Linked DNA regions of Homo sapiens: region 1 is linked to region 2. A link is a contact called in ENCODE Hi-C or POLR2A ChIA-PET data. All regions are on one chromosome and are shown on one strand. The core of a region is the stretch at or near the end of the contact, and the rest is flanking DNA. Distances in the headings are between cores, read along the strand shown. Region 1 holds the start of TIRAP-AS1 (TIRAP antisense RNA 1). Region 2 holds the start of TMEM218 (transmembrane protein 218).

Region 1 (4,415 bases), core at 406-2,905, 1.2 Mb before region 2:
CCCCATTTCAGAAGATGAAAAACAGACCTTGAGTGACTTGCCCAAGGTCACATGAACAGTCAGCATTGAAACAGAAACCAGAACCTAGGTCTCCCAAGTGACTCCTAGCTCGAAGGCTCTCATGACTAACACCTTCAACAGGTGCTGCACACTGAAGACAGCTGGGCTGAGAGAACCAGACAGAATCGCATACAAAAAAACAGAAAACAAGAAACAAAAACAAACAAACAAACAAACAAAAAACAACAAAAAACAAGGCCCAGCGCAGTCGCTCATGCCTATAATCCCAGCACTTTGGGAGGCAGAGGTGGGTGGATCACCTGAGGTCAGGAGTTCAAGACCAGCCTGGCCAACATGGTGAAACCCTGTCTCTACTAAAAATACGAAAATTAGCTGGGCATGGTGGCAGATGCCTGTAATCCCAGCTACTTGGGAGGCTGAGGCAGGAGAATCACTTGAATCCAGAAAGTGGAGGTTGCAGTGAGCCAAGATAGTGCCATTGCACTCCAGCCTGGACAAGAAGAGTGAAACTCCATCTCAAAAAAAAAAAAAAAAAAAAAAAAGGCGGGTGCGGTGGCTCACGCCTGTAATCCCAGCACTTTGGGAGGCAGAGGCAGGCGGATCACCTGAGGTCAGGAGTTCGAGACCAGCCTGGCCAACATGGTGAAACCCCCATCTCTACTAAAAATACAAAAATTAGCTGGGCATGGTGGCGGGGGCCTGTAATCCCAGCTATTGGGCAGGCTGAGGCAGGTAGAATAGCTTGAACTCGGGAGGCAGAGGTTGCAGTGAGCCGAGATCACATCACTGCACTCTAGCCTGGGTGACAGAGAGGAGAGACTCCGTCTCAAAAATAAATAAATAAATAAATAAAAATTTAAAAACCAGATACACACAGAGGCATGGAAGCCTAGGCCAAGGTTCCCTGATCCTCCCAAAGGTGAGAGTTCCTGCTAGTAGTTCTAGGGAACCCCCTTATCTGCCCTGGCTAGGCCTCCTCACTAGTTTCTGGGGAACCCCCATATCTGCTCTGGCTAGGCCTCCTCACTAGTTCCTGGAATGGTCTCCATCTCTCCTCAGCCCCTGCCAGATTGCTGAGCACGTTGGTATTGGAGCAAGCTGTGTGTATCTGTCTCGCCAGAAATATTCCGTAGTCCTGAAGATCAGGGATGGTAACTTTCGTCTCCACATCCCCAGTACCTAGTTTAGTGTCTGGCATGCATGAAAGTGCGTGCGTAGAACTGAATTAACAATTATAATATATTGTTCTCCTGTTACGGCTGAAGTCGCGTAAGGCAGAGATCACATCTCCTACAGTCTCATGTCGTTTCCACGGACAGGGATGAGCGAGACATCTAACATTGACTGGGTTCCTAGTCCCTGTATACATAAATGGATGATGAATGGCTTGGGGAATGTAACATGTGATCTTTAATCTGCAATGCACTCTCCCAGTAGATATTTCTAGTGGAGACATTAGAAAAATTAGAGCTAGATGTGTTCATTGCCTTAATTTCAAAGGCAATCTTGCCGCCTTTCACCGCCCCTCTATGCATTCTAGTGGCGCACTCCCGCCTCCCCGGAGTGATAATGATTGGTATTTTCCAGCCGAGATCCGAAAAAAAAAAATCTGCCTCCGAGGCGATGATTGGTTCACTGCTTCCCGCATCCCACCTCAGGGTTGCCTCCTGGTACCTTCCCGTGTAGGAAAATGATTTTGTCCCGCGCAGACTCCCTCAGCACCTTCTGCAGTCTGAAGCCGGAGAACGGTAAGCGGACAGGAGCACAGGTACCATTTCCAACTCCTGCCTCCTTTTCCTCTGTGCTGGCGGCGTGGGCCTCCTCCACGTCCAATTCGCGCTTCCTCTTGCCTAGTTGAGGAGCTGCGTCCGCCATGCTGCCGCGGAGGCGGTGTGCGCCTGCGCCCCCTGCGCTGGCCCCGCCCCTAGCCCGAGTCCAGCGGCCTGGCTGGGCTGCTAACTCCCGGCCTACCCTGCTCTGGCACCCGCTCCTGCGGGATGCGTGCCGCGCATGGCGGAGCCCGCTGACCTGTCCCAGGGCGCGCCTTTCAACCGAGTTACTGCCTTTGGCCCCGTTGTGGTGCCGGCCGGCCCTCAGGGAAGGGAAAAGAAGGCTGAGAGTCCCGAAAGCGGCGGGCTAGAGGTGGCTGCGCAGTGAAGAGGGACCCCCAGGCCCACGCCCCGGGGTGGGAGCCGAAGACGCCCTTGGGCCACGGTAGTGTTGGAGCCCTTGTTTGAATACTGACATTTTAATCATAGTTACACCGACGTTGACCAATTATCGGGGAAGCAACGTTTCTGACGCAAATCCGTGAGCCCATTTGATTCCTTGGTCGATTTTTTATACCGAGTATTTAAGCCATTTCCATTTTTCTCCCATTTTAATTACTTTGCAGAAATTTTCATCGTGGTCAGTTTTTTACTTTGTAGACTCAGTACTTTTCTGCTGACAAAAAAGGTAAACGAATATGGCCAGAAGAACCATCTCCACCACCCACTTATTTCCGGGCTAGAGGCATCCCCCTCCTCTCTATTTTGTTTACCTGTATTTCTGCCCTGCTACCCAGGGATATGATTTGCAGTATGATTCGTCTCCCAGGGTTTCGTTTCTCTTTTTTTTTTTTTTTTTTTTTTTTTTTGCCATATAAAATTATTACTTGTAACTTCTGCTGTTGAGGGTTTCTTTGGTGACCATTGTTTCTGGTTAGCCCGTTTTTCACTGGTGTTATTTAACAGATCTAAATTTTGTGAAGAGTTGGTACTTACGGACAGGCGCGGTGGCTCACGCCTGTAATTCCAGCACTTCGAGAGGTCGAGGTGGACGGATCACGAGGTTAAGATACCGAGACCATCCTGGCCAACATGGTGAAACCCCGTCTCTACTAAAAATACAAAAATTACCCGGGCGTGGTGGCCCGCGCCTGTAGTCCCAGCTACTCGGGAGGCTGAGGCAGGAAAATCGCTTGAACGCGGGCGGAGTATTGTAGTGAGCCGAGATCGCACCACTGCACTCCACCCTGGCGACAGAGCGAGACTACGTCTCAAAGAAAAAAAAAAAGAGTTGGTACTTACATCGCTTCAGTCAGCCACACATTTATTTTGCCAGTGATTTGAGTTTAGGTTTTCAGACAGATCTCATGGGTGTGGGACAGTTTTTGCCATTCTCAACGTTAGCAACAAGATGCAATTTACAGTCAGTTTTTGGTCAATAACAAAGTGTACCATGTGTTAGTTTGATTTTTGGATTACTTCTACCAGAAATATAGATTAGGAGTTGGATAAAAGACTACTTTAGGCCAGGCGCGGTGGCTCATGCCTGTAATCCCAGCACTTTGGGAGGCCGAGGTGGGCGGATCACGAGGTCAGGAGATCGAGACCATCCTGGCTAACGTGGTGAAACTCCGTCTCTACTAAAGATACAAAAAAATTAGCCAGGCGTGGTGGCGGGCGCCTGTAGTCCCAGCTACTTGGGAGGCTGAGGCAGGAGAATGGCGTGAACCCGGGAGGCGGAGCTTGCAGTTAGCTGAGATCGCGCCACTGCACTCCAGCCTGGGTGACAGAGCGAGACTCCATCTCAAAAAAAAAAAAAAAAAAAAAGGACTACTTTGTGTGTGTGTGTGTGTGTGTGTGTGATGCAGAAAGCATTATTAGGAGAGACTTAGGATCTGTCCCCCAGGCTGGAGTGCAATGGCGCGATCTCGGCTCACTGCAACCTCTGCCTCCAGGTTCAAGCGATTCTCCTGCCTCAACTTCCTGAGTAGCTGGTATTACAGGCGGCTGCTACCACTCCCGGCTAATTTTTTGTATTTTTAGTAGAGTCAGGGTTTCACCATGTTGGCCAGGCTGGTCTCGAACTCCTGACCTCGTGATCCGCCCGCCTGGGCCTCCCAAAGAGCTGGCATTACAGGCGTGAGCCACCGCACCCTGCCAAAGTAGCTATGTTTTAACAAAAAGAGCCCATAATTGAGAGCCATGAAGTCGGGCCCCAACACTGACTAGCTGTGCAACTTTGGAAAAGTCTCTTAACCTTTCCAGGTCTCCATTTTCCATGTGCCAGCGGCTATTAGTTCTAAGCAAGACAACGAGGCCTCTTCTTTCATAAAATGTATATTCAAATGGGGTACATGAGGTAAACAAGATAATGATTAAGAACTGTTTTTTGTTTTTTGTTTTTTGTTTTTTTTTGAGACGGAGTCTCCCTCTGTCGCCCAGGCTGGAGTGCAGTGGTGCGATCTCGGCTCACTGCAAGCTCCACCTCCCAGGTTCACGCCATTCTCCTGCCTCAGCCTCCCAAGTAGCTGGGACTACAGGGGCCTACCACCACGCCTGGCTAATTTTTTGTATTTTTAGTAGAGACGGGGTTTCACCGTGTTAGCCAGGATGGTCTCAATTTCC
Region 2 (3,986 bases), core at 272-2,771:
TGCTCTGGAAACTACGAAATGTTCTGCAAATATGAAGTATTATTATATTTTGGAGAAATTAATTGTACAATAGGGTTGGCCCATTGTTATATCTTGCTTTAAAGTGTTTCCTACTTGTTTCATGTGTTGTTGACCTAACATTACAAAACCACGGGCTATTAAGATGGGAGTCACATCTCATTTCTTGTATATCTTCGCAGTTCCTAACAGAACATAGCTGCAGTCAACACTCAGTTCCAGTGAAATGAATTCATCAAAATAAAGGATTTCTTAGCCACAGAGCTTCTCACTGGGCCAAGTAATGTTAAGTTGCTAAACGCACAACAAATCATTGGTTACTTTATGTGATTGTAAATGAAGCCTCGAAAGTTGAATAAATTTGAGACGTGCAGTTGATGAAATTCAAGCATCTTCTTCTTTTTGGTTCATAAAGCTGTGATTCAGGAGAATTCCTTAAATCAGAGATTCAGTGCTCTAAGATTGAATAGGTTGCTTCATGATATTTCTTAAAATTTTGTTTAAGGTCAAAGGTTCAAACGGTGCAGCTCTCCAATTTGGTATTGATTATTGTTTGTTTCCCCTTCTTGATTCAGTGGTGGAGCACGCAGCCTCTGTCCTACTTCCTTTGGTTGTCCTGATTGATGCATCTTTTGGTCTAACAGGCCATAGCCTCAAAGCAAAGTCATGGCAAGCTTTAGTTGGCAGTTAGGTAACAGCAGTCTGCCAATAGCGTGGGCCAGCTCCAGTTCCAGCAGCCTGGCGGCAGAGGGTTTACTTGATGGACCCTGGGCCTCTTCCCCAGTCTGTCCCGTGGGTAGAATGATCTTTGCCTTTGTCTGTTTCGCAAGGCTAATGGAAGAATTAAATACCAAATAAAACAAGTCGAGATAAAGATAAATGAAGCGTGCCGTTATTACAACTGGTGCTTCGTCCTCAGTTCCCTCCAGGAGGGTTGTTGGGGACACTTAATGACCGGGCCTGAGCTGACTTGTCCACCACATCTTGCGCCCCACTCGAGCTAGTGGGTTGGGGATTGAGATGTTCATCAGGCCCCGGAAAAGGCATTGATGTCTAGATGACTGTGCAGTTCTCTGGAGTTCGAGATCTGAGCTGCCTGGCCCTGCTGCTTCGCTGCCTGGATGGGCAATCTCTATGGTGACAGCGAGTGAGGCCGGAAGAAGTCTCTCTCTTCCGCCCAACAACCCGCCCTCAGGCTAGACTGACCAATGGCCCAATGAGTTACGGAGAGATGGTGTGATTGACAGTGGAGTGGCGGGGGGGCGGGGAGTGCAGCTCGGACCGCTGCTACCCAACCGAACTGAGGTCGGTCCAAAGGCTGACAGGCACCGACCAATCGGAGGGCGTAACGAAGGGTGACGAGCCAACCCACCGCGCTCGGCGTTGCCGGGAGCCGCGCTAGGCGTAAGCTAATGAGGAAGAAGTTGGCCGTTGAAAGAGCAACGCTGATTAGTGAATCTTAAATCACCTAAATGAAAGCCCACTTGTGATTCGCCCTAAGTAAACCAGAGCCCCGTGGGCTGGAACGCGCCGGAATCTGAGGTGTGAGTAGAGCCTGGGGGAGAGTGGATCCAGGTGAAGGGGGCAGAGGTGAGGAAAGCGGGGCGGCTGCGGGGAAGGGAGAAAAGTGGAGGGTCGGGCTGAGGTGGTTGGAAGAAGGCGTGGGCGGACGGCGGTGCACGGACCTCGCAGACCACCCTTACCGCTGATCTGGACCCAAGGCCCGGCTAATAAATACTTAATTGGAGGCAGAGAAGGAAGGACTGTTTTGTTTCATGCTCTTAAGAAAAGGAAGTGTCAGTGCCTGATTCAGATCTCTTATGACCGAGACCTTAATCCCTCTCTAGCTCCTGGGAGGTGGCCAGGTGCACATTCTGAAGACGAGACATGGGGGGCATTGTTTTCCTGTCGCCAGTTTGAATCTGCAACAGGGTTGGGGAGAAGCTTAGAGTTCAAGTGGGGTGTTCCCAGGCTGCAGTGCTGTGAGATCCAGAGAGCGGATAGACCGAGGCTCTGCAGCGCTTCCAACCCACAACACCGTCCAGGAGAGGGATGCAAGGAAGAGACCTAGGTTTACTGATCCTCCTTTTTCTATCAACGTGTTAAGAGCAGATGCTACATCGGTGGCATTTTGGGAGCTTGGCAACTGATTTTTTCCCCAGGCTTGCATTTTATCTAATTACAAAGGTAGAGGCGTTATTCTAATATTTTAAAATTCAAAAGATAGTGAAGTGTTTAAAGTAGAAACATAAAAGTGTGAAAGTAACCCCCCCCCCCCGTTATTTTTGAAGGTTTGGAAAACAGCTATAAAGCAAAGTGAAAAGGACTCTTCCAGAGGAGCACTTCACTCCTTGTAACCCACTGTTTTCTGTTGCTTTCAAGGGCTTGAGTCAGTGTGAAAATCGGGGGATGGGTGAGATATCTCCCTCCAGCAGCAGCACTTAGGCCACATTACCCTCTGAGGAATCCACATTTGTCTTAGATAGTAAGTCATCTTATAAGTCATCTTATAATGGCAGTTAGTATTCTCGCTCATGATGATCAACCTGGTGATGAGTACCGTATTTTTAATCCATTAGGTTACCTGTGCAGGGATCAGTCCATTTATTCCTATTTTCTCTGACAGCTGGATGAAAGGGTATGTAGAAACAACCATTAAATGAACACACACATCTAAAAGGTTTTGAACAAACTCTCTCAGAGAAAAACCTCACAGCATTGAGCACAGAAGGAAAACATTAGCCCTGTAGTTGCTTTTGTTGTCAGCTGCTGAACTGTTCAAATTTAAATTATTTTTTTTCACTCCAGTCTACCTGCTTTAAATGCCACAGATATTAAGTAAATGGACTTACCCTTGAAATCGGGTTGGCCAAGCCATCACTTCTCAAAGAAGGTTTAATGATGGCATGAACCCGTTTTTATATTTTATTGTATTGTACTCAATAACAATAATTTAGCTATTCTAATATGGGAAATTATCACAGATATTATTCTCACATTTAAATAAGATAAAAATGACTAGATGTTCTCTCTTCCTCTATAGCAGCACTCTATACTATACCCAGCCCTTCTTTTCTATGCTTAGTAAGAAAATGTATAGTTTGCTTATAAAATTATGAGCTCCATTCTTAAAAGAGCTTGGGAATATTTATCTTATTACTTTAAAGCCATACCATATATAAATCCAATGTCTCACGAACTCTTAAGCTACTAAGGGGGATTGAAGGGCAACATTTCTAATGGCGCCAGCCAGCTTCAACTACCATTTGCCCTCTATTCTAACTGTTAGAGTTGGTCCAAGTCTTCTGGGTTATTTGTGTAATATCCAGAATAGCACAAATTAAATTTAAATAGTTGTTTTCTTAAGAGCAGTACCATCAGCTCAGTCAACTAAGCTAGAAACTTGTGTCATTTCTAACACCTTCTCCCTTGACACAGCTAAGACTGGAGGTCAGACCCTCATCATCTCTTATCTGGAGAATTGCAATAGTTTCCTAACTGGTCACCCAATTCATATGCATCCTGCTGCCCATTACCTTTTTAAAAATTAAAAATTATCACGAAAAATTTAAAAACAGAAAATAGTACATTGGGTAGTATAATATCTATGTTCCACCAATCAGATTAATAAATATTAACATTTTGGCACACCAGCTCAAGTTTTTTATTTTAAAGAAATAAAACATCACAGATTTAGTTCAGATCCCTTTTATTTCCACTCCTAACCCCATTCCCTTTCCTTCCTCCCTCTGCAGAGGCAAATAGTCTTTTGAAATTGTCATGTATTGTTTATGCCCATGTTTTTATACTTTTGCTGTATATACGTTCGTCAGAAACAATATATATTACTGTTTAGATTGTATTTAATTTTAAAAATACAAGTAGTATCATACTGTGGGTTCCATTTTGCAACTTGTTTTTGTCACTCAACATTGTTTTTGAGATATATTCACATCAATACATATAGA

Evidence for each region. Hi-C counts contacts between places; a loop is a spot of excess contacts on that map. ChIA-PET counts read pairs that join two places held with the same protein, here RNA polymerase II (POLR2A). Pooled maps may share reads with other maps.
Region 1: a map of naive thymus-derived CD4-positive, alpha-beta T cell shows a loop between it and region 2 (18-fold over the local background). The contact joins the promoter of TIRAP-AS1 here to the promoter of TMEM218 in region 2. A Hi-C loop is called at or near these places in 2 of 168 maps with a recorded cell type or tissue (both naive thymus-derived CD4-positive, alpha-beta T cell), 1 of 37 single-sample maps with no recorded cell type and 6 of 50 pooled maps. POLR2A ChIA-PET finds 5 or more read pairs at or near these places in 2 of 52 experiments (GM12878 and WTC11).

Annotation. Positions count from the first base shown.
Region 1 is chr11:126,301,562-126,305,976 of GRCh38, reverse strand. TIRAP-AS1 (TIRAP antisense RNA 1) reads left to right here and starts at 1,655. Exons shown (of 2, transcript NR_187388.1): 1 at 1,655-1,789. DCPS (decapping enzyme, scavenger) reads right to left here and starts at 1,917. Exons shown (of 6, transcript NM_014026.6): 1 at 1,696-1,917. The coding sequence starts at 1,896. RefSeq lists an enhancer at 1-171 and a silencer at 1,830-1,959.
Region 2 is chr11:125,109,161-125,113,146 of GRCh38, reverse strand. It overlaps TMEM218 (transmembrane protein 218), which reads left to right and starts at 1,521. Exons shown (of 5, transcript NM_001258244.2): 1 at 1,521-1,608. RefSeq lists enhancers at 927-1,106, 469-1,381, 1,737-1,826 and a silencer at 1,197-1,266.